Regions from separate parts of the Homo sapiens genome. Here region 1 is linked to region 2. Evidence: chromatin contacts called from ENCODE Hi-C or POLR2A ChIA-PET data. All regions are on one chromosome and are shown on one strand. The core of a region is the stretch at or near the end of the contact, and the rest is flanking DNA. Distances in the headings are between cores, read along the strand shown.

What was found. A loop is a pair of places that touch in the nucleus more often than their neighbours do. ChIA-PET counts read pairs that join two places held with the same protein, here RNA polymerase II (POLR2A).
Region 1: a loop to region 2 is called in a map of cardiac septum, with 2.5 times the contacts of the local background. The contact joins two enhancer-like sites. A Hi-C loop is called at or near these places in 2 of 168 maps with a recorded cell type or tissue (cardiac septum and endothelial cell of umbilical vein). POLR2A ChIA-PET finds 5 or more read pairs at or near these places in 3 of 52 experiments (H1, SK-N-SH and activated T-cell).

Annotation. Positions count from the first base shown.
Region 1 is chr4:139,886,784-139,889,618 of GRCh38, reverse strand. MAML3 (mastermind like transcriptional coactivator 3) reads left to right here. Exons shown (of 5, transcript NM_018717.5): 2 at 1-262. Among named protein-coding and RNA genes, the nearest start is that of MGST2, 220 kb to the right of the region's middle. RefSeq lists an enhancer at 1,433-1,572. Within about 2 kb of position 1,483, at least 6 of the 41 ENCODE cell types and tissues checked have a DNase peak (open chromatin) inside an H3K27ac peak, as active enhancers do.
Region 2 is chr4:140,003,316-140,006,015 of GRCh38, reverse strand. The region is part of intron 1 of MAML3 (mastermind like transcriptional coactivator 3); the gene reads left to right. Among named protein-coding and RNA genes, the nearest start is that of MAML3-AS1, 120 kb to the left of the region's middle. Within about 2 kb of position 1,280, at least 19 of the 41 ENCODE cell types and tissues checked have a DNase peak (open chromatin) inside an H3K27ac peak, as active enhancers do.

The DNA of each region.
Region 1 (2,835 bases), core at 234-2,733, 120 kb after region 2:
CCACTTCAATGCAGACCTGAGTCAGAGGATGACACCACCAGTGGCCAACCCCAACAAAAACCCCTTGATGCCGTATATCCAGCAGCAGCAACAGCAGCAGCAACAGCAACAGCAGCAGCAGCAGCAGCAGCAGCCGCCACCTCCACAGCTCCAGGCCCCCAGGGCACACCTGAGCGAAGACCAGAAACGCCTGCTTCTCATGAAGCAGAAAGGAGTGATGAATCAGCCCATGGCTTACGCTGCACTTCCATCCCACGGTCAGGTAAGTGTGAAAGTGACACACTCTTCGAGCAGTTCTTGTGGTGCATTTCAGACTGTCGATGTGTGATGTTCTACAAGCTTCCACTGTAGTGGGGTCTAATTGCCTGCAGAAAACCTCTTTACACATCCTCAGGTAGTGGCCAGGTTTGGAGTGTTCTTTTTCCATTTCTCCTAAGAAATGGAAAAGGGTGGCATGATAAACTTTCGTGTATTTCAGTGTCTAGGAATCAAACTTCTTTTATTCCCAACTGCAGATAAGAATTACATAAAATTCTCACTCTGAGGGAGGGAGGCTGCAGAGGTCACTCCACCAAACACGGCACTACCTCTGTAGCTTCTCTCCCAGCTTGCATGATCCCAGGCTCTGGGTGGTGGGAAGCAGGGGACATTCAGGGCTGTCTACAACAGTTTTATAAGGCCCTGAGCAGCCTTCAGCTGTCCTACTGAATTATGAATAATGGGAAATTTGGCTTGTTGATATTCAAATATAGGAGAGCTTTCTGGATTTTCAAAGTGAAGTGGAGGGTAGATTTTTGTAGGACCTTATAATGTTTAAACACTTGCTGCTAGACTAGCAACAGTTAGAAGCTGGTTCAGTCTTCTTACTTGGGAGTGCAATGAAACCTCTCTGATACAATCAGCTCTATTTCAGGAAAATGTGATGGTGAATATATCTTAGTGCTGTATTAAAGTCTCTACTTTCCCACTGTCCTCCTTCATGGGAGGTTGGGCTCTTGGTATGCATGGTAAAAAATGAGCAGCAACCAGTCGGGAAGTGAATAGTCATTGACAAGCTTTTCAGTCTCTTCATCCTGACCAGTGGCAAACAGCCAAAGCTCCTTTAATATAACATTTGTTCTACCCTGAAGGAGAGAGTGGGGAAATGCCCATTAAAGCGACTCCCCCTGCCCTACATGGATGAATTCAAGAGAGATCATCTTACTGCCAGTTGCTGTGCTGTGCCTCAATTCTTCCAGGATGCAGACATGGTCATTTTACTTGGAGAATTTGCAGAAAAGTCTTTGCTTTAGAGGCCCTCATGTCTAAACAGGTTCTAACTAGTGCTTGGGTAGGTGTCCACAGTTGAGTACTTTAGAAGCACTGGGAAATAACGCAGGCAGATCTTGCCTCACTTGGTTATTTGCATCTTGTAGCTCCTGGAGTGCCCCACCCCACCCCCGAAACCCCAAGCTTGATGGAGCTGCAGGGCTGGAGGTGGTGCTGGCCTGCAGAGACAGGCCTGAGCTCTGTGGCTTCATTCTTGTCCTCAGCCTTACAACCCCCAAACCTCACAGTGGCTTCTTGTCTGCACATGCCAGCCGGCTCTAAAGATTCCGTCTGGATAAATAAAAGTATAACTTGGTTTACATTGACTGCAATCAGTAGCTACTAGAAAAATATCATTGAAATGTGAACTTCTATATATTATCTTAGTTTCATTAAGAATATATACCATTGGGGAGATAACAGCATTTTATATACTCCAGATTAAGTTCTGAAGCAGGCAGAAATATAGGCAATATACATGAATGTTTGTAGTAGCCCAGGCGTGTCAGAAGGTTTATGAGATCACAAGCTGTCAGAATGGTCTGTTGTTAATACAAATTGTGCTTCTACATTCGCTGTTCTTACACTAGCTACAGTAGAGTATTTCCTTCAAGCCAGACCAAAGATGAATAATTAATTCCAGTTCACAGGCTCTGCAGACATGTGAGTGCAATGATGCACCTATCCTCACCCCCACTAAATGTCTTTCAAAATGTGCCAACTTGGGACAAGTTCCTGTCTTTGCGGGAACATGAGTTTTAAGGGTACTTCTTTGAGGTCCTTATGCCTGCCTAACTATGTGTCACTGAAGCTGGTAGCTGCAGAGGTCATGTTTTGAAAGAGCTCAGTCAGCTGAAGAAGCAAAGTGATGTTTTTCTGGATTAAATCTGTGTGCTCCTCCTCTCTTCTCTCGTCTCACGAAGTATTTTCAGTGTGGACAGAATGTTCTTTTGTGAGTCCTCATTAGAATAATCACTTCTTAACCTCACAAAATCTCATCAGGTAAAAGCGTGCTTTTTAATGAAATATTAACTCACCACTGTTTGAAACGAGCTTCAAAATACATATATAAACATGTGAATGTCTTTCTGCAAACATATCATTTATTTCTTGTTTTTATCTGATTGTGAAGCAGTATTTACATAGTTCTCAGAATAGTTCATTACATTATATGCGGGTACATTCCACAAATACGAGCACGAATTACAGGTACGATATAAAATATAATTATACATAGGTTTAGTTCAGTTTCGTTTTCTGCTATTGCTAGTGAAAACTCACTTTATTCTTTGTTGATCACAATGACCATGATCAACATTTCGTTTTAATGAATGACTTCAGCAGCAAAGCCTTTTAGGCACGTTTATTTCAAGAAAATTGTCTTTTACAGATGTTTACTTATTTGGAACATTTGTATAAAATGCCATCTCAGAAATGAATAGGAATGCGCTTACTTCCTGTATATTTCAAAAAACAGGGAAACAAAAATAGAAACAAAAGATATTTCAAAATTTTGAATGTGTTTTA
Region 2 (2,700 bases), core at 31-2,530:
ATGAATGTCTGTTTATCCACCTGGTGCTTTAAAACTGACCTATGTTTCCCATAAGATGTCTTGAGGTTGAATTATGTCACAGCAGTAATGTCTTTAACACTATTGGGTGAGATGATTTGAGAGAGATCAGATTTCATCTGGTGAGTGACAAGGCTTCACTCCCTCTTGCAGTGTATTAAAACAATTAAACATCAGATGCATTTTACTGCAGTCTGTTTGACTCACGTGTGCATATTAGAATATTTTTTTCAAAAACCTATGAAATAGGAGCCTAGCTCCCTGTGAATGTTTATGGCGCTCATTAACAAAGTTCATCTCCAGGATGTATGATTTTCAGTTTTCTCTTTCTAATCTTCTTTTGGGAGGATGGAGGATGGGTAGAAATCAATTTTCCCAGCTAGATCTGCATTTTTCCAGTTAGAAAAGATGTTTCATTTTAATTTGTTGTCTGATGGTATTGAAATATTTTTCCAATCTGTTGTTATTTAAAAGAGCAAGCCCTATTCCTGTCATCATCCATTACCTGGAGCGTTATTTAGTAAGTGCTTTGTTTGTAAACAGATAGTGGTTTTAAACAGATCTAGTCCTGTGGTGATCATGTTTCCAACATTGGAGGACAGCTGCCTGGCAGCAGCACTTTTCTATGTTTAGTTTTTTATTTCAGTTCTTCTGAATTGATTATTTCCTCCTAATGTTTCCAGGTTAAGGAATATTTTATGCATATTATTTGTCAAATTCACATTTCTCTTTCTGCCAAGGAGGATTAGGAATCTCTAGTGAATCAACCTGCTCCAGATAGTTTCTGGGAAAGAGGAGAGGTGAAACAGGAAAAATCCTAGCCCTCTGCATTGTCTTAACCATTTGAACTAACCAGGACAAAGGGTAGCAACACCACTGAGTTAACCCACTGCATTGTTCAAAGCCCGTCCTCCACATTCACCAGCACCCCAGCACACTTAACCAAAATGTTTTCTACCTGTGTTTTTTGAAGTACAGATTTTAGCTACTTTGCTGAACTTTTGTTTTCTTCCTGATTATTTTGTTTCACAAGAATTTCTAAACTCTTAAGGAAACAAAAATCATTCTGTTTGGTTTTTGGTAGTTGAAAATACAGCTATATCTGGGGAATATGATGATAGGGAGGAGTTATTTCTTATGTTAAAAAAAAAACCTAAGGAAAACGGTAGCCCTCCTTTCGGCTAGGAAATGACCATGTGTCTCTCTACTGGGGAGCAGCTGCTGGGAGCCCTGGGCTGGCAGGGAGAGCGGGTCTGGGAAGGGAGCTGCGCCAGGCTCCCTCGCCAGCCCCGTGAGCGCTGCGTTTTTCCTGGAGCCGTCATTGTCTCCCTGCGAGTCTCATGGCGTTCTTTGTCTGCGGTGGGTATCTTGTGTCACACACTCGCAGCCCGTTGCACTAAGCCACTGTTCATCCCATTTTCTTTCTTTCTCTCCTCACTACTCTCCCCTGCCCCCTCCCCAAACCCCTCCCTTTCTTACTGGTTTTGTGATTCAAGGAATTTGAGATCATTTAGGTGAAGTAGACGCTCAGAAGGAGAGGTTTCTTATGAGCTTCAAAGAAGTGAGGAAACAAGATGCGATGCCTTTAAAACTGACAGTGCCCCTGTGTGGATCTGGGAATTACGTTCTTGAAGTAACAGCTTTTAGTTAAAAATACTGGGTGCTAGGGGAGTGGGGGTAAATGGTCCTTCCCTAGCACATTCATAATAAGTAAAGAAACTGTGCCATTGAGTAATACCCCCATCCACCAATATTCTGGGGTGAGAATATTGAGAGAACTGCCAGTGCCTTCTGTGCCATTGTTAATATGAGACAAAGTGTGACAACAAATGCCTTGTGAATTTAAATAGCCAGGTATGGTGTTCAGAAAGGCTTCTGAAATAAACACGCTAATCCACATTCTGTCTCGTGCAAAGTAAAGCATTAAGGGCTTGGTGCAGCCTTACCTTAAAGTGCCTGTGTGCAGTCTCTCTCCTTTTCTTCCCATTGCCTATAGCTTACAATGCTTTCTAAGTGATTCTCTTGCTTGTGCGGAGAGCAGGAATGGGAGGAAGGTTGAGTTGACAGGGCTCTTAAAGCCATTTGTAATTTACACAGAAACTTTCCTTGTGGGAACTTAAAGCACTTCACGTATGGAAATCATATACCTGGGGCAGACTTAATTCAAGGAGCCCAATCCTTGATTGTCACAGACATGGAAACTGAACTTAAGGGATGTTTTGGGATGTTTCCTAGGACACAGAGTTCTAGCTGAGCTAGGACTTGAATCTGGTGCTCTTTCAAGACTCCTTCAGAGGCACATGTTAGTATCTCAGTCCCCTTTGACAGACGTTGCTGGCAAAATGTTATTATCCTCACTTTAAAATGGGGTACACGAAAGCACAGAAAAAGAAAATTGTCTAGTGTTAACCCTTTGTGACAAAGCCAGTGAGATAGGACACTGTATTTCTTGCAGCCCTTCTCAGCTATTCGAGTTGAATCATATTGGCCTCAAGGACATCATCCTTGGCCCCTGACATGCCAGGATTCTCATGTCTGCTTGTCTTTCCTGCACTGTCCCCTAGCCTATTACCCCCCAATACTATTTCGTTCTTTTTCTCCTTATGCCCAAGGAGTGTCTTGTGTTTCTCTTTTACTAGGTACTTTTCTCCCAGTATATCTGGAACTTTGTCCGAGAGCTCC